Linked DNA regions of Mus musculus: all the other regions are linked to region 1. The links are chromatin loops, found by intact Hi-C in ENCODE. Cell type or tissue: left cerebral cortex. All regions are shown on one strand.

Region 1 (8,000 bases):
TACTCACTGTTGGTAAAGGCCAAAGTTTTGATGAAATAGTGTATAAGTTTGGAAAATTAAAATGGCTTACATTTGATATAATTTTATAAATCAAAAATTCACAATATGTTTTCTATAAATGACAAAAGCTATGAAATGCATTTTCACGTGTTAATTACAATTCACATGTCTGTGGCTCCTGCTGTGATGTTTTGTTCAAAAGAGGTCTCATTTGTGATGCTGCCAGTATAGAAGCTGACAGATGGTAAAACCAGTTTCCAGCTTCCCAGAGTACTGGTATAATGTGGCTTAGACTCTTATTAGTGTTGTTTGCTTATTATATATTCAAGTAGTACAAATATGTTCTCTTTTCAGTTTTATTCTTGCTATTGCTATATTTATACCTATACATATGTTTAGGTTACTTTCAAATTTTATCAAGATACTGTTCTTAGGGATAATTTAGATGATGCTTTTCAGTGTGTCAACAACTGTCTGTTTGAATGAAATATGTATTACTATGTAGGTGCTAGGACCATATACAATAGGAAACTCAAAGCCCAGTTTTTTGGAAATAGATAACATTAAAAGATTAACTCACTAATTTGGTAAATTAAAAAAAATATTGTGATCAGATAAACTAAATTAATCAAACATGGTAATTACCTCCCCCTCTCTCTTCCTGTCTCTCTTCCCTTTTCTCTGCCTTTTCACATATACACACACATTACTAAGCAAGAGTTATCACAAGTATGCTTAGGAAAAAAATAATTTTTCTTGTCTTCTGTGCCTTATTATCTGGATGATTATCACAATCAATGTGCTTCCACATCAAGACTACATATTTGGTGTTTTCTGGACCCAGAATTGCAGCTGAGTCAATCTTGATCCAATTTCTCATCCAGTCCTGCTCGGCATGAATTGCTTCTCTTCTCCTCAGTTACCCATTGGCAGCTTTCACGGGATAGCAGCCATCATAAAGAGCAACACCTAGGAAAGATTAAAGAAAGAGATGCAAAATTCTTTAAATTTTGGGGTGTGCATGTGTCTGTGTGCATGTGGAGGCCAGAGGTTAATACTAGGTGTCTCCCTCATTCACTTTTCACCATTTTTTTTTTTTGAGACAGGGTCCCTTACTGAACCACAGCTCAAAGATTTCCCTAGACAGGCTGACCAGCAAGCCCTAAGGTCCTTTTGTCTTTCCCTCTTCAGCAGCAGGATTACAGGTGTGCATTGCTGTCTGTTCCTGGCTTTTATGGGGATGATGGGGATGAAACTCAAACTCTTACGCCAGGTAGAGAGCATTTGGCTACTCACCCATGTCACCAGTTCTTTATCTACATAGTTTTGTAAATATAGAAAAGTTAATTCAGTTTCTAAATTATTTTATAGCTAGTAACTGGGTAGGAAAGAAAGAAAAAAAAACCTCTATTATCTTTTCTGAACCCCACTTCTAGGTTTTAGCGGTGCTACTTAGGAATGCCTAATTTGGCTCATTACTGGTGGGAATGCAGTGCACATAAGGAGCACATATGTAACTGGCAACCTAATTTTTCTGCTTTCATCAAAGGCTGCGATGCCAAATCTTCATTCAACGTGCCAGTTAGATACACTTGGGAACCTAACAGCAGCACGCACATAAGAGATGAAAAGGAACAAACTGGAAGGAGTCATTAACTTTCTGTTTTTCTATCACAACAAAAATTATCGCGTTGAACGCACTGCAACTGGGAAATTCCACTTGAAAGATGAAGCAATCTTAAAAGAGAATAATTCATTTACTAACTTCCTCAAGTGTCCATTAGAATTCATAAACGAGGCTTCTAGCATGGAGGGGTTTTTTGTTTTTTGTTTTTTTAAGAAAAATAAAAAATAATGAAAATGAATCCACTTTTCAGAAGTCTGTTTTCGGGCACATATTCCATTTGTTTTTTAGTCCAGTGCATATGAATTCAAATCTTTATTTGGGAAAATTTCATAAAATAAGGAAATGTTAGCTTTTGTGTCTTAATGAAAACAACAACTGACAGATTGCCATGGTTCTCACCAATTAGGAATGCAATTTGTGAGTGTGAAAACTGCTGTCAGTTGTGGTTACCAAAATGCCCTGGAATATCTCCTATAATTTTGAAGTATGTATTATAGAGTAATAATGACTACTGACCATAATGAAATAAACAGTACCAAGTCCACTAAATGGTCAGAACCTAGCCAGCATCATCAAGCACTGTCCTTCAAAAAATGAACAGAACTTTTAAAAATGTCTCTTTACAGCTTGTAACTCATGAGCTGAAAATGTTTAGAAATAACTTCTTTTCAAAATTGCCTTTTGCAGTAACCACAGATTTCTCCTACTGAAGACTGTGGTGCAAACTTTCGTAACTTTTCCATCCATGGCTTCGAGTATTTTCAGATTTTTTTTTTAAAAGTCCTTGCCCATTCCTAAAAGTGATCAGGTTGTAAGGCTCTCTTACACCGTGAAAGAAAAGAGACGTGGCATTGGAGAGGGTTTTAGGTCAGCCTATTAACAATTGTCTAAAGCTCTGAGGAAGGACAGGAAGCAGTGTGAACATCCTGGCTGTGTCCTTTCTTTATGCGTCTTGATATGTCCGAACAACTCTTAACAGACTCATTGCAGGAGCCATGGGAGAGTTGGGTATGGCAACATTTACTGGAGAAAGGTAAATTAAAAGGCTTGAGGCTGGGAAGATGGCTCAGTGGCTGGTGCTGGTTGCGCAAGGGTGAGGACCTGTACTGACCCTATACTGACCTGGGGACCTCCAGGACACTCCCCCTCCCCATGGGTGTGATAACACACATAACCCTGGGCCTTTCACCACAGAGAATCCCTTGAAACTTCTATGTGCTCTAGCCTGAGTACCTAGAACTGAAGGCATCAGGTTTCAACAAGGTGGGCAGAGAGTACGCACAGAGAGGTATGAAATGCACATATTTTCAGCCACACATATGAACACAGACATCAAAGAAACACAAATCCTCACACGTGCATGTTGACGAATGCTAAATATGCACTTGCCATAACCCACACAAGAAGAAAAATGCAGCATCAACTTTGCAAACACCTCCCCTTCTGAGTGTCTTGCTTTGTTATATAATAATAAATAATAATAATAAAACATATAGCAGAGATACTCTCACAGAAGAACATATAACAATCATAATCATATTCATTCAAAAGGTATACTTCTTGTACATCCGACCTCCACAGCCACTTCGCAGGAGTCAGACAGATTAACCAGAAGATGCATACAAATATGCACACGTACTTGGAGCGTAGGCTGTTAGACTTTCGCACGCATGCTGGCTGCTTCCAAACAAAGTAGTACACCAGGCATGAAGAACTTAAACTTTGAGAAAGAAGCTTCTAAAATGTGCCAGTAAGAACTCTAATGTATGACCTTAGGAACATATTATGTACCTCGAAATGGTCCTATATTCTAGCAGAATGGGTTAAATGTTTCTGCGAGAGTTAAATGGTTTCCATGTGTTGTATTGTCTGCTAAAGGCATAAATAGAAGGAATGGGGATGAAGAAGAGGACGAATGGGAAATTGTTCAGGTCCCAGTACAACCTTAAAGGAAATGATGCAGTGCAAGGGGAGACAGGATCACAGGAAAATGAATTAGGTAAACAACTGCACCAAGCATCAGAAATATTTCCATCTCTGAAGAGATACATTTTCTTCAAGAGGTCACCAGTCTAATGGTGTCAAGCTGGTTCCGGACTCTGGGTTGCTACTGAGGACCGCAAGAGTAGGCAGAGGAGTCCACTCCCAGCCAATCCCAAGGTTTCCATTCTTACAATCACTGCCACAAACGGTTACTGGGAGGCGTGACCTGTTTAAAGGGAAGGAGGCCGGGTCCTTGTTACCTTGTTAGCTACAGAGTTGTCAAGACGATCGTGGGGCGGATGACACGGAAAGACCCAGACAGAATACTGCAATAACTCCTATCTCCAGGAAGGGAAAGACAATATCTCTGTCACAGAGAGCCCAGGCGCAGCGCTGTCCCATTCTTCAGCGTCCCACCGCGCGTGCCCCTTACTGCCCTGGCGACTCGCAGGGCGCGGGGATCTGGCGCTCGGCGGGCTCCGCTCCCTCCCCCGATTCGGCCGCGGGTGTGCGCGTGTCGCCGCGCCAGGCTGCGTGCGCGGAAGCCAGCGACGCGGTTGGCCGACGCCGCCCTCGGGCTGCCCCCGCCCGGCCCGACACTGTCACCCGCTCCGAGGCCGCGGCGCCGCCTCCTGCCGCCGGGAGCGCGGCCTGCCCGGGAGGCGCTCGCTGCAGCCGCCCCGCGGCCCCGCTGCGCACACCGCCGCCCACCCGCGGCCGCCGCGCGCCCCGCCCGCTCCCATCCTCGCTCAGAATGACTGACTGCGAAGCTCTGGCGGAGCAGCCGCGGTGGCGCAGGCGGGAGCGGCAGGAGGAGTGCTGAAGACAGCGGCCGAGCCGGAGTGGACGCCGCGTCGGGACCAGCCCGCAGCTCCAAGGTAGCGACGCGGTGCAGAGGACTCGCGTGGGGCCTGGACTGAGCGCGACCAGGTGACTCTCCCCGGCTCGGCCGTCGGCCCAGCGGGGGGTTGGGGGGGACTCGCCTGGCGGGCGTGGGCACTGCGCGGCGTGGCCCGCTCCTGCAATCCGGGGGTCTCGGTCGCAGAGTTGGCGCGAGCTCCGGTTGCGGAGCGGGGGCGGGGGCGGTGCGGTGGGGCAGGCGGGAGCTCCACGCCGACCGCCCCTGCCTCCGGAGCCCGCCACGTAGAGTGGACGGATTGCTTTGTGGCGCACCCCGGGATCGCGGGATGCGGGCGTGGGGTGCTCCTGCGTGTGTTCTCGCGCCGGGTCACCCGGCCGGAAAGTGAACCCCGCGCTGACAGCAGGTGGCTGTCAGGCCCCTCACCTTTGGGCTTGAATCTTAGGGACTCGCGCACACGGTGCCAGCGCCTAGGGAGCGTGCGCGAAGGGGCGACCGAGGGATTTGTGAATGGTGCTTCTGAGAGGAGGCTGTGCCTTGCTGATGCAAAGGGGCTAGTATCCCGAGTGAGAAGAAAGGCTATTTATGGCAGAGTTGTGGGGTTCCCTTCTGTGTACGCTGAGCCCCTCCTGCTTGGAACTGGAAGCAATTCTGCAATTCTGCTTTTTTTTTCCCCCCTTCTGGAACCTGCTCTGTAAAACGAAAGAAGGAAGTCTGAAGTAGACTCCGGTGTGTACAGGTAGAAGTGCTTCTTGGAGGTCATGAACCCCTGCTCTGCCATTTCTGAGAGTCCTAGCTGTCTGTTCCTGCTACCTCTTCAGGTCCCCACTAAGACCACAGGACAGAAAACCTGCTTGCTTTCAGCAGCTTTCACTGGTCAAACCATTGCAGTTGAGCACTTTTCTTCTGAAATGAAACACACACCCTCCATTCTTCCCTTCCCATGAGGGCTGTTCAAAGAATGTTCACCTATTTTACACGAAGAGATGTTATTCAAAGCCCCTGGGAGAATGTTGCTATGTGAGTTTATGTCGACACCGACTCTTTAAATCTAGTTACTGGGGACAACCTAGAGTACTCTTCATCTAGGCTATAGAATAATTAGTTTGTTTTGGTTTCCCTTTGTGCTTTCTTTAAACAAGTGCCAATTACAGGGTCATAATTTGAAGCTTAGATGTAAGTTGGGTCAGTGTCTACCAGAGTACCTTAGCAAATTTATTATGTCCTTTGAAGAAGCAAACTGTGTTTCTATATAACTGCTGACTGGACTGTGACAGTGGAACATTGCTTCAATTAATTTTAAGCTGAATTCTCCTTGAGACTGCCATATATAATTTTTTTGTTTTAAAAATCAGACTGAAATTCCATATTACATATGACTGCACCTTTGGTAGTCTCTCTCTCTCTCTCTCTCTCTCTCTCTCTCTCTCACTCACTCACACACACACACACACACACACACACACACACAAAGCATCAACCTATTATTAGAGTGATTTGTCTTCACCTCATTTAATTAAAGAGACTGACCAGAACTGTTTTGATTTAAAAAAAAATGTATGTGTGGTAAGCCCCAGGTTAAAGAGCTTTCCCTACCAGTTCGTTCATTTGAATAGAGTTAAGAGTTTGATTACATATGCATATATGAACATATATAGATACATGTATATATTATCTATCTATCACCATCTATTGTCTATGAATTACTGCTAGTTCAATGTGCATTTGCAATGCTGGAGTGTCTTGTGGGACTCTGACCACACCACATAGATATAGTTCCATTACTGTGATACTGGAAGTCATATTTATGGAATATTCTTAATGTCATTGGAATTGGTTATTGTTTCTTATTTTAAAGTTTTTTCTAGTACTATGTTAGTTGACATTAAATTCCAGAAGTAGAAAATGAAACATTTATGACCTTACAGTAGTAATTTGCTTTTCTATCATACTTTATTGTTCATCATAATACTCATAGTAAAGGCCTGTCTTGAGTAGTGGGATGTCTAGACAGTTTTGAGACACACAGGGACTTCTTTCTATATACTCTACTCTTCAGGAACACATGGGCAGTTTGAAGGAATCTGAGGTGAATACTTAAAGACAGAGTTAACAGCCCATGATAGCATGGGATTACAGGTCTAGTGAGGAGTCCAGGGGCTCAGAGAGTGGCAGTAACATTTAGTACTATATTTTGTCTGAAAAACATCAGTAGGTAGGTGAGACTTTGTCTTTTATTAAAGGGCTCGTAAGATTAGTAGGTTGTGGATAACAAGACCTACAAGATCTAAGATGCAAATCTGGCGTAGAGAACAGTAACGATGACATGGAAGATAAGTTTGCTTTGCAATAGATTTAGATATCGTTAAATATTGGGCCAGTTGGGCCTGTTCTGATGTAAAACGTTTTATGACTTCTCTTCTTGGAGTTTGTGGTCAGTATTTCTGCACCTTGACTGGCTAAATCTGTATGTTTTATAATAAGTAGTTTATTTTTTAACTTCTACAATAGTGAAGTACTTGTAGGGAAATGGTGCTGGATGTTTACATGTCTCCACATCACATTAAGGCACAGCAGAAAGCCTGTGGCACACCACCTCTTTATGTTAGGGTGGTAACTAATTCCTTACTTTAACATCTTGGGTCTCTTCCCTAAAGAAGAGATAAGGTGTAGGACAACAGTGCTGATGAACATTGATAGAATGTATAACATTTTATTATCCTGTATATGCATATCCACTAAATAATTTATTTACTCATATTCATTTGGTAGATTTGTTGGATAGATTAGATTTTATCTCAAGTTCTTACATGTAGCGAAATGACACTTTGGCCACCTTTACATGGCTTGCCATGAATACAGTGCAATGATTTTCAGCCTGTGGGGAAGTTTTCAGAATAGTAGGAACACTTTCAAAGATCATTTGGCTATATCTTAGCAGGAAATTGTATTACTAACAGTAGCATGACCTATCAGTATTCTATACTTGTGTGTGTGTGTGTCTGTGTGTGTGCAGTAATTTTTATGGTACAAAATAAACCCTGACAGTCTTTTGCGAAGATACAGTCTATATGTAATGGCTGTATATGAAGTGAGTGAGAATTTTTATAGAAACAATGAATGTTAAAAATGCATTTTTTCATTTTACAAGCATAAAAGTAGAGTTGACTTGAAGCCTGCCTGTTTAAGATGACAGCACAGAAGTATATTATAGTGACAGTAAAGAAATTATACAAACACGACATGTGACTTTCAATAACCAAATGGAATTACTTTCAGATTAGCTGAATTAAAAGATTTTCACATCTCTCTATGTTTTGACAGTGCATGGATATGCCCTCACCAAGGAAAAGCCTCTTAAATCAGACTTCATAATCATGCGTGAGTGGAGTGATATCCAGCCCAGCCAGGCATAGATCAGCCCGTCTCTCTGTCAGCTGATCTCTTTGCAGTGTGGTTTTGGATTGGATGTCACAGGTGTATCATTTTGATAATGTATCCTTGGCTACTATATGACTGACAGCTTCTGTG
Region 2 (8,000 bases), 190 kb before region 1:
GCAAATACCAGGAACCAAGGGTCCCAGGAGAGGGTCAGGAAGTGGAAGCTTAGTAGATGTTGACATCCAGGTCCATTTTCTGACTCGCTAAAGGAAATTAGAATGGAGGAAAGTATTCAGCAACCTAGTGTTGAGGAACAGCTTGATAGCACAGGGGCAATATCAGCACTGTTTTAAAATTACAGTAAATGGACTGTCAACAAAGAAGAGATTACATAGACAAAATTATTGTCCATTTATTTACTGTTTTATTTTTTAAAGATTTGCTTGTGTAATAACGGAATTCAAACATATCTCAAGAAAAATATTGCAAAACAACTTCCCAGACTGTAGGTACAGTAAAGACAAATAATGTGTCTTTTATCGTGTGATGGTAATGTGTAGTGTTGCACTAAAACTCATTTGCATAGTTTTTCTCATCAGTGAGTGTCTGACCTTAGATTGCAAAAGAAAACAAGTTTATCTCATATTTCAGCTCCTATATGGCATCTCTATGGCCTGAAAAAAATACACCTACAGTCACACAACCGTATTTTATTTTTATCTTTTGGATCATTTTTAATTTTACTCTGTTTTAAATATTGCTTCATGAACATGTGAATAAGACCTAAAAAGTAAGATTGTTGGGGCACAGTCCATCTTTCAAAAGAATTGGATAAATGTTACTCAGCTTCTCTTCAGGAATCAACTTGCATTCTCTAAATCAATTTATAAAATGTTCTAATTTTGTACTGTCTACACACTAAAACGTGTATATTTCACAATAGAAGGTTTTAACAGCAATAACATCTACATTTTAGACTATTAGTGTCACATGTTTCACATTTGTCTGGACAGTGGTTTAGATGCTGGTGAGGTTCTTTTAAGAGTATTGTTTTCCAGAGCATTTGGAGCTGAAAAAAATAAAAATATTGATCACAAAACCTGTCCGTTATGAAGCTGTCCAGAGGCAGCAGGGCAATACCCCTCACTAATCCCCTTGAAACTCCATTGTGCTGTGAGCAGGGATCACAATTACTAGCCCTTTGCAATGTTATCATTTACATCAGTGGTTCTCAACCTTTCTAATGCCATGTCCCTTTAAAACAGTTCTCATGTTGTGGTGACACCCTAACCATAAAATTATTTTATTGCTACTTTATAACTCTAATTTTACTACTGTTATGAATTATAATATAAATATCTGATATGCAGAATATCTGATATGAGCCCTTTGTGAAAGGGTTGTTTTAACCCAAAGTTGTCACACTTCACAGGTTGAGAACTGTTGGTTTAAATGAAGAAAAAAAGTAATATATTGATGCTAAAATGGAGTAAATAATAAAATCATAAAGTAAAATAATAATATTAATAAATTGTGTATAAAACCATGTTTTATAAATTACACAATCTATTTCATATGTAATAAATACAAATAATGATAAAGTAGAAAAACACAGAGTGCAAGTTTGGTCATGAAACTCCTTTTGAATAAGTTCTGATTGAGTGCTGAGAAAAGCTAAGTAGATGGATTGTATATTCAAGTCAATGTCCATCTTCATGCGCCTGACCCACGGAGCAGGTAGTTACAGTCACAAAATGCAAGTGTTCATAAAGGCAAGGTGCTCTGAAGTGGAAGGACCTCTATAATAGGTTCAAAATTAGCACTTACCTTTTTGAAATACAGTAACAGGATGAAGAAGAAATTATACATGGAGTACATACTAGAGATCAAAATGCAGAGGCCAGAACAAATTGGGATTCCCAAGCTATCTGAAGACAACAGAAAATTAATTTTAGTCACGTTCCACATAGGGAAATTAGCATTGAAATATGAGCCATGCTACCTGCACAGGATAGCAGAATATTGTGTTGGTAAAACTGCTCAACTAATTGTAATGATCCCCATCACACCCGTGTGATCTTTGTGAAACTGTGAAGACAGAATTTGGATAAGGAACTAACCACAAATTCAAACTTTCATTAACTTGTTCATTCATCCTTCAAAGTTTTGCCATTTTGCATATGTCCCCTACTGTGTGGATTCATAGTGATGTGTTTAAGGAGTAAACTGTGAGCCCTGATATCATAAAGTGTGACATTCTGTTGGAAGTAAAGACACATGAACAATTATAATCAAGTGTGATAAGTTCAATGGGAGATCACATACAGCATCAGACAATAATTGTAAGAGTGAAGGTAGCTATAGCATCAGGGATGAGGAAAGGTGACAAATAGTTTTATCAGAGTTTATTTTTTATGTTAACCCAGAAAAAATTGCCTATTGATCACCTAACCATTTTAAAGTACTGTAGAAATAGAGAATAATATGAGTCATAGGATGTATAAAAGCTTAGTTGTAGCAACCTATATGTAATTTCAACTGATATGCAAAGAAGGCAACATAAAAGAGAAACCATGGAAACAATTGCAGAAGCCAGGAGACATCCTGGTACATGAACAGGAGGCACAGGGCTGAAGTCCAAGTAAGCAACTGTATGGTTACAAGAAGTTTGGATTAGTGCACTAATAGGATAAAGTTCATTTCCTCAACTATACAAAGTTGGACCCTTCCTGCAGATTAGTGACTCCACAGAACAATTGGAATGAAGGGCAGGCAACATGCTCTGTAATGCTGAGACGAGAGCAAAGTGAGACTCCATCACAGAAAGTAACAGGAAAGCAGAAGGAGAGCTGAGTGTGCACACTAGACACTGAATAGCAAGCAGAAGTCTTTTCCTTGAAGAAGGGATTGGAAAGAGTAGAAATGGAGAGAGAGGTGTCATATCACAGAGCCTTGACTTTTTCTCCCTGGAGTAGGTTTGATGTCTTACAGGCCTAACCTGTAAGTGAGACTGATTGACTTCCTCATCTGGGAAAGTAAGAACTGTAGAGCTGATCAAGCCAAAGAAACAATTCATTATCCTGCAGCTCTATTGTGTAATGGACCATTGCTAGTGAAGCTCATTACGGAGCAGTCTCCCAGGAGTTGGTCATGGTGCTAGGTCAGAGGATGAAGACCAATGGAAGTAGTGCTTTGCAGACAGGAATTCACAATTCAACAAGCGATGAAGACTTGTAGGTTGTTTTCAAGCTACCAAGAAGTAGGCGAAGTTCTAGAATGAGAGCTCACTGCAAATGTAAAGCTTGAAAGCCTGATTCAAGGGGTGAAAGCAGTCAAGAAATACAGATCAGTTTAATATATGTTATCAAATATGGTGTATGTAATATATATAAATATATGAAATTTATTACCTAAGCTGTTCAAACACTTTTCTAGATGAGAGAAGTAGTTTATAGGGAATATGTCAAGAAAATTCAAATCATTTTAGACTTTTCAAGGAATGTACTAATATATTCTCTTTAAAAAACATTAATACAGGCATGAAGTTTGACCACATTTTGAATGAATTACTAATACACATTTAGAAACAGAGAATATACAGATACATAGAACTATGAATTATTAAACAAAACAAATTACAATTTTAAAGTACACACACACACACACACACACACATTGTCACAAGGGATGTAGGTCAGTAAATAAGTACCTGACATACAAATCTGAGAACCAGAATTCAGATCATCCCCAGCACCCATGTAAATAGGCAGGCATAACTTATGTTTATAACCCCAGAATTGCATTAGAGGTGGAAAGATTGTGGGGCTCATTGGCAGGCAAAATAGTCAAATCAATGAGACACGGGTTTAATAAAAGGTCATGTCAAAAAGTCAGGTGGAGATTGATCAAGGAAGATATCCTACACTAACCTCTGACTTCCACATGCACCTAATAACACAGCTGAACATACATCCAGGAAAAATATTTTATGTACACACCCAGTGAAGGTTTGTTCCACTGTAAAATAATAATAATAATGCAGAAAATTAAATGGAATTAGATGTTATCAAGGTGAATGAAATAAGCCAGGCTCACACAAATGTCGTTTCCTTCATATGTGGAGTCCAGATATTACATATGATGACAGAACAGTCTATGTGGGATCCAAAATTCAAGTGATCTACACAGTTTGAAATAAGTGAATTTTAAATTTACATTACTGCCACAAGGTGGTGCCATAACAGTAACTGTGGCAAGCGAAAGAAAGATTCTTCCAGCATATTTCTCTTACAAATTGTCATATTTTTATGCTAGGTTTGTACCTGCCATTGTAACTTGGAATTCTAGCAAAATTAACTATTTTTGTGTCTACTATACAAACTGGAACCTCAGAAATATTCTTGTGTGTGATTATCAGAGGCTTTCTACCAATACAAATCACTAAATTTGTAGGCTAAGTTTTGTTTGAATTTGTCACTCTAAAATCTTAATTTTCAAAATAAGGTTTTATTTTTAGGTGATCAAAAGTGAGAGATTGTTGTGTTTTGTTTTAGTGTTAAAAAGGTAGAGCTGGAAGAATGGTTCAGAGGGCTAGAGCACTTACTATTCCTACAGAGAACACTGGTTCTGTCCCCAGTGCCCATGCCAAGCAGCTGAAATCGGCCATAACCCTCGTTCCAGGAAACCCAAATCCCTCTGCTGACATGAGCAGGAATCTGCACACACAGGGCACATAAGTTCACGCAGATGTGCACACAAACACTGTAATTATTAAATAATATCACATCTTAAGAAAATAAAAAAGGGTCTTTCTTCTCTAATGATTAAAAGCCTTACCCTTGTTATTTATTTAGTCAAAATATACTTAGTCCTGTATTTCGATAGTTATATCTGCTTCAAAGCTAACCAGAAGTTTAATATACTCACATAAACTTGATCACAAAATTATCCTTGCATCACACAGTGGGGTCAAATATGAGGGTTTTGCATGAATACCCTCCCTAATGGGTGTCAGAGATAAGGTGGTGCATGTCCCAGGCCCACACTGGTGAGTGGTTTCCATCTAAGGACTCGTTTTTCCTTCTTTCAAATTCAGCATTTCAACTATCCTGTTGCACATCTCGGGTTTGAGACAAAAATAGATTGTCTCTTTTTGCTGTGATTCCTTTTCAGTAGCACAGGAACATTCCAGCTGCAGCAGCTTCCCGTGCCAGAATGGTGGCACATGCATCAGCGGGAGATCCAACTTCATCTGCGCTTGCCGGCACCCGTTCATGGGTGACACTTGCACCGTGAAGATCAAGGAAGATGATGCAGTAGCACCAGGTACTCACCCCCTTGTGCTTCTCAGTGTCACGCGCGAACACATGCTGGACATACTGTGAAAGATCATTTGAGCCTTCTTAGCTTGTTTTTCATAGTTTCTTCACTTCTGTCGATTGGTGTTATTGCACATTTGCTTTGAAAGTGTAGCAATCCTGACCCTGAGGCTACTCAACAGGAAAGGCTACTGGATAGCAGCTGACACCTGAGTTTGATGCACACCTCTCACAGGGAAATGCGAAAATTAATTCCCAAAATCTGTCCTATTGGACAGCTACACACACACACATGCACACATGCACGCGTGCACACACTATGCATACAATAATAACATGTTTTAATGTAGCACTCCAGTTCCTGGTTTTTAAACAAAAAAATACACACATCAATTCAAAACATTAATTTTAGTGGCCACGAGATATTTCAAATCAGACCTTACTGATTTCTGTATCTGAGAGCACATTTCAGTGCATTTTAAATCTTGACTAAGTGTATGTGGCATTATTACATAGAAACTTACCTTGGCCTGCTTCTCCTTGGTGAACTTGGCTTCATTTCACTTCATTCTCAGCCACTAGAAATTATCATGGAACCTTGTCTCCCCATCCTGGAGGTTTCCGTTCCTGCAGGGAGTTTCCACATCCCATAATAATTGTTCAGTACTTTGAATTTCTTTATCTCTTGGCAGTGTGATGCAGCATGCGAATGACCTTGCAGGCATTTCTACAGGACAGTTGCCAGATGTCACAATAGACCCTTATCTCAGTGGAGAAACTGAGGCTTCGGGAGACTTGGTGTTTCCACATTTAGCCTACAGTGGAGGCAGACATCCAGATACAGGGGCATCACTCAGTTTGATAGAGAGCTTTATGTTTCTGCTAAGTCTGTGAGACTGAGATAAAATGAGAGCTATAGGAAGAAAAACAAGATAAAAACCCTGAAAAATAACTCCTGTCACATTTTTCCTTGAACAGATTTTTCCAAAGGATCTTACAGATATGCTCCGATGGTGGCGTTTTTCGTATCTCACACTCACGGAATGACGGCACCTGGTCCTATCCTGTTCAATGATCTAAGCGTCAACTATGGGGCCTCATATAACCCAAGGACTGGCAAGTTCAGAATTCCATACCTTGGAGTGTATATTTTCAAATACACCATTGAGTCATTCAGTGCTCATATCTCCGGTTTTTTTGTGGTGGATGGAGTAGACAAACTTAGATTTGAGTCTGAAAATGCTGACAATGAGATACACTGTGACAGAGTTTTGACTGGGGATGCCTTATTTGAATTAAATTACGGACAGGAAGTGTGGTTGCGACTTGTAAAAGGAACAATTCCAATCAAATATCCCCCTGTGACCACGTTCAGTGGTTACTTGTTATATCGCACCTAAGTTTGTGTGAGAGGTAGACTCTCACCTCTCTACTCCAGCATGCTCTCCTTTTCATTTATCCTTACATGCACATCAGCTCTGTTGTACTATTTCTACACTAAATGAGATATGTCATTGAAGAGCCTGAATGTTTATTTCACAAAATGATTTGGATGTCCTGTACAGAGGGGGTCCTTTCTCCTAAGGAGACACAGAGGCATAGAAACCCAATGTGACCATTACCCACAAGCATGTGTCTGCCACCGCGGGCATGCCTACCTGTGCTCCTTTCCTGTGAGTCTTTCCAGTGTAGAATAAAATGTCACAGCAGATTTCCCAAAGAAACTTAAATTTTGTTATATTCTGTGTTTATAACTCTAGAAAAGAATTTCCTAAGATAACAAACTTAAATAAATAATTCAAAGAAAAAATCCCATTTTTTAACTTCTAAATTTGCTTTACTGTTGAGTTGATCAGTTTTATAAAATAAATTTGCATTTGTGTTCAAAACTAAGAAAAGTAAATTATAAATATGAAGTATGCTTAAATATTATCTTTGCAAGATTGGAAAATGGAGACATAACTAATGCCTATTTAGACATTTTACATCTAATTTTGTGTGTGCTACTTCTCTGCCTCCATTAGATAACATGTGCATGAAGACAAGTACAACACTTTTCTATTCATATTCTTCTATTATACTGTTGTGAGGAAATTTGGGTTTCCTTTTGTGTATTCTTGCTCTTAATAATAAAGGGATTTAAAGATGGACTCTGAGGGAAGTTCAAGTGTCATTTCTTTAAAGCTTGAGCAAAATATTACAACTATACATTTGGGCAGCTGCTGAGAAGAGAAAGACAGAGAAGAAAGAAAAGAAATCATGTTCTCTCTCTTTCTCTTTCTCTTTCTCTTTCTCTCTCTTTCTCTCTCTCTCTCTTTCTCTCTCTCTCTCTCTCTCTCTCTCTCTCTCTCTCTCTCTCTCTCTCTCTCTCTGGTGCAGATCTATATATGCATGTTTTTACACATGTGTAAGCATGCATATGGAGGGCAAGGTTGATGTTGGGATTCACCCTTGATCACTTTTCCACCTTATTTGAATGAGGCCAGGCATCTCAATCAAACCGCAAGCTCTAGGTTATGGCCAGTCTGGCCAACTTGCTTTGGGGTTCCTCAGTTACTGGAATTACAAACAGGCAGCCACACCTGACCAACATCCTGTGGATTTTGAGAAGCAAAGTCAATTCTTCACTCTTGCCAATCAAACTCTAACTATTGGGCCATCTCCCCTGTCTTCCATGACTTTTTGATCTAGGATCCAAGAAAACCAGTATGTTCAGCAATGGAGTCCAGAAGTAGATGTACAGGCATAAATTTTTTGCAACCATTCTTAATAAGCAATAGTTCTTTGGTGGTGAGCTTGATTTATTTATTTATTTTTCTTTTGGCAACAGTTCAGTCCTGTAGCAAACATCAAATATG
Region 3 (8,000 bases), 120 kb before region 1:
GTTTGAAATCCCACCTCATAGCCATTACTTCCATCATTTCAGTGTTATCTGAAACTTACAAAACTGTAAGTTCGGATATAAATGGCACAAGTAGCCTGTAATCTTGACAATCATATGAGGACAAGGTTGGCCTTGGTCTGTCACTAGCTTTTATGCATTGGTTCAGATTTGGCCTTTGAACTTTCTAGTATTGTTGCAAAAAGTGCGAAAATTGTTTTATTTGAAATTTCATTCTCTTTGTTACCTAATCCAAAACTATCGCCTCCTAGAATCTCCTTTGTTTTCACAGATCTGTATATAGCCTGGCTGACTGGATTTGTTGCATTAATCACAGCTAAGCTCTGCTACGGACCCTTACTTGATTCAGCTGTACCACATTTATGACTGTATTTCCTCACGAAGACATGTCTACAGCTTGCTGACAACGTATCCATGTGGCATATGGCTTTAGTGACTTTACTCCTATCAGTTCTAGCACATTTCTTTTTTTTGTGAAAATATTGTTTATTGCATTTTTATTTCCTGTATAAATTAAAATAAGTATGTATCTCTTCAGTACTAGTTTGGATAAATTAATAATTCTGGGGTTTTTTTTGTGGAAGTACAAACATGGACTCAGAGTGATCTGAATGTCTGTTCAAGACACTATCTAAGTAGCAAATCATGAATTCCATGTTATATGCTGAGATTCTGTCATCCTTTACAAAGGCAGCATAACAAATTGACTATATTTTTGTAATGTATACTCCACTCCTCTCCACTGAAAATTTTCATGTAGCATTTACATATTAACACGGATTGCGGTCTAATACCATTGAGAAAATGTATTAAGTGAAATGAGCATAAGAAAATGACTTTAAAATTAGGGGATCCTTTTTTACTTCTTTGCAAAAGGGTAGAAAGAACGCTTAGCAAGTAGATACCTTATTCTACACTGTAGACACAGCAATGGAGAAAAATATTTTTGCCTCTGTGTTAAGGGTCATATGGATACTCAGACCTAGTTTTCTTTTATCCCTGAGCTACCGTTCATTTCACAGTGCAGGGTGACACTTTCCTATCTTCCCCTTTTTACACACAGATGAAATGCTCAGAACATTTAATGTTCTAGTGATGAAGCAGGGCCAAGACTTTTCATCTTCTCTTTTTTCACTTGCTTACTTTCATTTATCCAAAACATCATGCTTCTTTTTGTCTCATCAGTTACATTGTACTCTATCAAATCCACAAAGTTAAATAAGTTTGAAGGGTAACGATGTGTCATTGTAAGCATCCTTCACATTTTGAAGAATCCAACTTTTCATACGTATACCTACCACTAACTACACAATTCATCTGAAGTTAATAATAGTTGGCCTAAATGGCCAGATTATTTCATGTACAAATATATTCCTTAACTGACAATAGGATTACATGTGATGAAAACTTTTTCCAATAGACCCAGCCTATGGAACATTGTACTTTAATAATCTAGGAACTGCAGAGTGATGATCTCACGAGGCTAAGATAATGGTATATTATACATATATAGGCTGGAAAAAAGTCCAACTTTAAATGTAGTATCATTGAATGTGTACTGCTCTTAGACAGTCATAAAATAGAAAAGTTGTAAGTCAAATATTATAAGTGAAATCATATTTAAAAGTAAGGGTTGTATTGGCTAAGTAGCATGTCAAATTTATAACTAATGGCAGCTGATGGCCTATGTCCCTTGGCCCTTGAATTCATCTACATATGCTTAGCTATGTTTTCTCCCATTTTCTGAAAATCTTTCAAAATTTTAATATCTTAAGAAATTTTTCATATCTACTTTCATATCAATATCATGGCCAACTTGTTGTAAACTATACCCTCAAGCCATTTCTTTTGTCAAATTAATCAGATACTTTTATTTCTTTCTAATAGAAAACACAACTAATTTTTTTGAGTTTCATTTTGTCTTGGCTTAATTAGTTACTTAATAATATTTACTTCAAACATGTGAGCCTGATTCCTTCTTCCTGGACCACACTTTTCACATATGTGACATAGAGAGCTTGAGCAAGTTTACCCCTGCTGTGCTTTGACCCTCTTATAACACACCGTTTTCCAACTGCATTGGCCTTTGGCTCCTTATAGTTCTGAAGAATGTGCCCTATGTTGCCCTATGTATACATTTGTACACTTGACTAAGAGGGAGATGACCAACACCACACCCAGGTCACTAATCTATGCTAGTATTCCTCACACTCTCAAACCTGACACTCATACATTAATTTTGTCTTTGTCATTCACAATCTCAGAAAATGTTTTCAGTTTGGGGAATATTTGTTGATATTTTCTTTCAATTTTTCTTGAGTACTTTCATTTTATTTTATCTTATTAATTAGAAAACTATCTTTGTTTTCCTAGTGACTGGTGTAGGATACATTGCCATGTATTGTTATCCAGACAGGTCCCAGAAGTCCCTTAGAGAATACTGGCTACTGCTTTTGCTCTGGGGTGCTCACCAGTACTAGATAATAGGAATTTGTAGTTGAAGATGTCACATTCTTTGGTTACAGGAGTTCCAGAAGTCACTATGTAGGCTTCTAGGGAGAATATCCATCAATTGAACTGTTGACTATTTTTGACACAATAGCAATCTCCCAAAGAATTAAGTATATTGATCTAATAGTGGCATTGCTATGTTGGGGGTAACCAACTGCTTTGTGATTGGATTGGAGTATTAGTCCATGAGGGGTGATACATAACTGGTACTATGAATCTAGTCAAAACCCTATGAATGGGAAGTCATCACAAAGGGGCAGAACATACTACTGTTGCTTCTCCACATGGACATATTTTAAAACTACCTTCTAAATATTTGTTTGTATACTCAAAGGCTAGTGTGTGATTCTCAGCTTGGGGCAGAGAGGCATGGGCTATTGCTTACTGCCACTCTGCCAGCCCCAGAGAACATTACAGAGAGGGGGGCTAGGCACAATGTATGAGCCAGAGGATGGAGAAGAATGCTCTTAAATGTGTTCATCCAGACAGAAAATAGCCACTGCAATCACAAACATAGAGCAGCGGGAGACATCTGCTCAAAATCAGACCCTCGGCATTCCACCACAGGTAAAAGTGCCTACCAGGCCTATCACTTCATAAGGAGCTAACTAATTGTTAGCATTGTGGCAGAAGTGTCACTTTCTTCAGTGGTGTAGCCCCTGAGAGGCTAGGTAGAAAGAAGGAATTGAAAATAAATGAAGGGAGCTAGCAGGAGACAATGAAAAGATTGTGTGTAACCATAATACATGTATACATGGAAGAAAAATGTTAAAAGTTTTAAAAATAAAAAATTATTGTTCCTCTAAATGCATCAGGGTACAAAAATTTATTTTCTAAGATGTTACAAATATAGATCAGATTTTTATCAGTTCAGAATAAAATACCACCATTCTAAATATCCTAGAAACGCTAAACTTCTCTAGTACTTAATATTCAGAAATGCAATATAATTACTGTCAATACCTTGCAAGGCTTGAATATCATAAAATAATCTAGCTCAGAACCTTACCAGAATGAACCAAACTACGTATTCAAGCTTCATTATTTTTTTCAATAATTTGAAACAAGAACACAAAGAACAAACTATATCATTATTATTTTCTAGTAACCTTGTTTAGCTTTACAATGCTACACTCGTAGGAGGTCCTTTCAAGATATTTAATTAATTACTGCAAGCCTGTTTCACACGTTCTGTAAAATGTCTTTGAATATGAGGTTGTATTCTACCTACAGAATTTTGTTTCTATTGTCTCGAAAAGCAGTCACCAATCTCTGCTTTGCCAGCAGAGGGCACATCTTCCTGCTCCTTTTTATCTATGAATAGGGATGAAAAGAAGGAGACAGAATTTGCTGCTCTGGAGCCCACACCTCACATAAACAAAGTCCAACTGACATAGAAACACTACCACATTCGAATTTTTCAGATCTAAATTAAAAAGACAACTCTACTGCTGGTGCTGACCAAAAACCCAGTTCAATAGAGATTTTTGCTCCACAAATTTAGCTGTGAATTGTATCCTTCATTTTATTCTGTTTTATTCTGGTCATTTCATTTTGGAGTTCAGTTTTTGATCTGTAGCAGAGAAATGGTGACCTAAAATGTATTTGTTTATTTTCTCTTTTTTTTTCTTTTCTTTTTTTTTTTTTTTTCAAGACAGGGTTTCTCTGTGTAGCCCTGGCTGTCCTGGAACTCACTTTGTTGACCAAGCTGGTCTCGAACTCAGAAATCCACCTGCCTCTACCTCCCAAGTGCTGGGATTAAAGGCGTGCACCACCCGGCATGTATTTGTTTATTAGTTTATAAAATTAAACTATTAATCTCTTTTTAGTTAATATTAACTAATGTACAGGATTCCAAAGTTGGTTGGAAATCAACTGAAAGATTCAGAGGAAACATTGTTAAGGAAAACGAGTTACAGTGAAGCTATTAAAACCTAGCTTGTTGATCATTGATTTAAGAACATCCAAGCCCGTTTCATCTTCTGGCTACTTCCAGAGAATTGATACAGAATAGTTTCACATTACAAAGAGCAGCTGTCATTTCAACATTCCATGCATCCTCCAGTGTTTTAGTTAGCTTCCTGTTGCTGTGATAAACACCAAAATCAACTTGGGGAGACAAATGGTTCTTGGGTTTGCTTTTCTATATCCCATTTTATCATCAAGGGAAGCCAGGGCAGGGGTGCACAGGAACCTGGAGAAAAGGAACTGAAGATGACACCACGTAGGAACCCTGCTTATTAGCTTGCTCTTCATGGCTTTCTGAGTTTTCATTCTTACACAACCTAGGATCACCTGCCCAGGAGTAACACCACTCACAGGCAGGCTAAGCCATCTCACATCAATCACTAATGAAAAAAATGCCCCAGAGTCATGCCCAGACCAATCAGATGGAGACAATTCCTTAGTTGGATTTCTTTTTTCCCAGTGACTCTAGTTTTTAAGTTGACAAAAACTCACCAGCAAACATGAGGCAATAATATAATTCAAGTACGGTGAGTGTGCACACATTGAAAGGTTATGTTTCCAAAATGAAAGCATGTGGGGATGAAATTGGCTCGGTTGATATAGGCTCCTGCCCAATGACCTAGTTCGAGCCTCAGGACCCACAGGGTAAAAGGAAAGACACAAATCCAGAAAGTTGTCCTCTGAAATGCACAGCCCCCGACCCGAAATACACACAAGCATAAATTAGTTAGTTGATTATCAAATGAAGAAGCCATGTTCAAAAGAATAAGTCCTAGGTTTCCAGACAGATGATGCTCTTCTCCAGCAGCACCAGTCTTAAATGTTTTCTATAAACCATTGTCCAGCATTTCTTGCATCAAACATAGTGCAAAGCTCTCGCAAGTGGGAGCTCTGGTGCCCCATCAGCTTTGAAGGTTCTAAAGGATTAGCAGCCATTGAGGATAATCTTCATGAACTTTAGAATGTGTGCAATTAAAGCCACAGTGACAGTCCATTACTAAGCTAGGAGGGGAAAAAAAAGCACACAGAAAACTTAAAATTTTAAGAATAAGTTATTTAAATGTTAAATAATGAGGAACAGTAATAACGGTGTAAACAAAAATTCCAGTATTTAGATTCATCTATTTTAAATGATTCAAACAAAGTATAGTCACGAGTGACGGTAGTAAGAGGAAGGACAAGATTTCAGGCAAAAGAAACAGAGTGCTGTTCCCACACAAAGCTAGGTGTTCTTCCTTCCCAAGAAAGTACTCTACAGGGAATTCCAGCGGCATTTTCTTCTGTGTTAGTGAATAAACCTCTGCCAGGCTATTTATTCTTAAATGCATCAGCTACTGTCAGCACCAAGTGTCTGAAAGTCTAGACTGTTCTAAAAGTTATATATATATGTGTGTGTGTGTGTGTGTGTGTGTGTGTGTGTAATTTTTAAAAATCTTTCCTTTCCCATGAAGTAAAGACTGGGAGTTTTAAAACATCAGATCTCTGACACTCTGGAGCTGGAATAAGAAGCACAGAGTGTGCAAGAGGGAAATACCAATTGCAGAACAGACAGGAGGCCCTGGAGGGACATAGGTCACATCCTGTGAGGATGCCTAAAACACAAACCAGGCACACCACTATTCCATACATGCTTTTGAGATGCCACAGCTGGTTGTCCTATCTTTGCCCTTTGTTTCTGCAGTTTTCAAACTGGGATCTAATATCATAGTTAAATTTATATGCAGAACAAAACAAGCCAGACATATTTCTTTAAGTTTCAACTTACCTGCCTTCTAAAAATAATTACAGACAGCAACAAAAAAAAAAAACCCTAAACTCCATATTTCAGTCACCACTTTCAGAATGGTTACAAATACACATGAATACTTAGGTCCATGTGACTTTATCTTATACACATATTTTTATATGCATAACCACTGCCTTCTTCAGTAACTATAGAGGAAGTGAATGGAAACTGAGGTTTTCCAAGGTTGGGCCTCATGGGGCTTTCCACACTGTGATTCATTCTGAAATGAAGAACTAACAAGCACTAATCACTGAATCTGATAAATACTGTGCTTATTCAACCTTTAAAATGGTTTTTATGATTGTTACTGTTCACATTTTCACTTTCATATCAGGAACCAAGGTGATAACCTTCATGTGCAACACTACCCTGACAGCCTTTCTATGAAGGTGAAGGAGCAGATCATGTGGATATGTGTTTATTTCCATCCTATATCCTGCCTTGATGCAGACTCAGCCTGTAATATGCCATCATTGTCAAATAGCTGATGTGGGGATGATTTTGTATTAATGGCTATACAATAGCATTATAAGGTGATTAAAAATGCCATACATAAATGAGATCAGTTTGTTACTTTTCTTCCTAATCAAGGGCCAAGTGGGAAAAAAATGAGAGCGAATTTGTGATGAATATGCAAATAACTTCTGAACTTTCAGCCTCTAATGCCTCTCATTAGTTGGCTTCCTATACGCACTGCCTACATGTGGAAGAGAAAGTACTGAGCACACAGGCAGGTGCTTTTGTTTTCTTAAACGAATATGGTTCATGGTTAAAAAAAATAAAACTGGCAGAAGTCAGAGGAAAAAAAAAATAACAACAAAGCCACAGACGAGGCACCTGGACATAAACACTAGGCAGGCCCAGGATCCTGGAAGCCTGTGATTTAAGAGATAGGAAGTGTATATTAAGGTGGACAGAAGGTTATTGCTGGGCGTGGTGATGTGATGGGAGGTGTTTTGAGAATCTAATTAGATGGCAGCTAGCACGTTGGAAACAAAAAGGAGGTCACATCTATTCAGCAGCTAAAATGTGCTAATACCAAATTAGATGCTTAGTCGGTATAACCACCTCTGCATGGGGTAAGTGCTTAAACCTCAGAGAAGGAGTTAATTATCTGTCCTCGACTTGCCAGTCTCCCACTTCAAACCCAACTGTAGCCATATATTTAATGTCATATTTGCAGAAAATGTAACACCCCCTCCCACCATTTATGAAACAGAGTCAATCTACTCCCCACCCCCCCAGAGAGCCGCATTTAATCACTCCTATATTGTCGGGGGTTATAATTGGAATTGTGATCACTGCCTTTCCTTGCCTTGGGGGCTTGGTGCTTTCAAAGCCTTCACAGTAAATCCCAGACCCACACACAAAGGTTCACTGGTGACCAACTCACCAGCACCTTTATCAAATGCGTTTCTTTATCAAAAGAAACTTTCCGATGCTCTTCAATCTGTGAATGGTTTGTAGTTGTTTTCATTCCACACTGGCCCTACACCAACATATTTTATGTTATAACTAAATATCTGTTAGTTTTGTAAATATGATGCTGTTGCCTGCTATCTGAGAATGTATGTGTACTTGCTTTACAGGAAATCCAAGGGCTTTGTGGGCAAGAAAGATGTCAGTATTATAATGTCCCTGATGCTTTGGTCACTATTAAAAGAATTGTGTGTCAAATAAAGTGCAGTTGGCCCCCTCATGACCACAAGCACTACAT

What was found. Hi-C counts contacts between places; a loop is a spot of excess contacts. Peaks named below come from ENCODE experiments on the same cell type or tissue, not always from the same donor. Only the 100,000 strongest peaks of a DNase experiment are listed, where the experiment ranks them.
Region 2: it touches region 1 in a loop (2.8-fold over the local background); 3 of 42 quality-filtered maps call a loop at or near these places.
Region 3: it touches region 1 in a loop (2.7-fold over the local background); 9 of 42 quality-filtered maps call a loop at or near these places.

What each region holds. Positions count from the first base shown.
Region 1 is chr6:61,176,114-61,184,113 of GRCm38, forward strand. It overlaps Ccser1 (coiled-coil serine rich 1), which reads left to right and starts at 4,212. Exons shown (of 11, transcript NM_183310.2): 1 at 4,212-4,540. It overlaps A730020E08Rik (RIKEN cDNA A730020E08 gene), which reads right to left and starts at 4,697. Exons shown (of 3, transcript NR_040287.1): 1 at 4,594-4,697; 2 at 3,871-3,948; 3 at 1-969. In left cerebral cortex, a CTCF peak has its summit at 4,319; DNase peaks (open chromatin) are centred at 3,285, 4,266 and 4,975; H3K4me3 peaks cover 2,096 bases; H3K27ac peaks cover 1,132 bases.
Region 2 is chr6:60,982,078-60,990,077 of GRCm38, forward strand. It overlaps Mmrn1 (multimerin 1), which reads left to right. Exons shown (of 8, transcript NM_027613.1): 7 at 4,997-5,149; 8 at 6,121-7,301. The coding sequence ends at 6,542. Among named protein-coding and RNA genes, the nearest start is that of Mmrn1, 42 kb to the left of the region's middle. In left cerebral cortex, a CTCF peak has its summit at 4,060 (motif pointing right); DNase peaks (open chromatin) are centred at 4,047 and 5,035.
Region 3 is chr6:61,059,511-61,067,510 of GRCm38, forward strand. No RefSeq gene overlaps it. Among named protein-coding and RNA genes, the nearest start is that of Ccser1, 120 kb to the right of the region's middle. In left cerebral cortex, a CTCF peak has its summit at 3,806 (motif pointing right); a DNase peak (open chromatin) is centred at 3,822.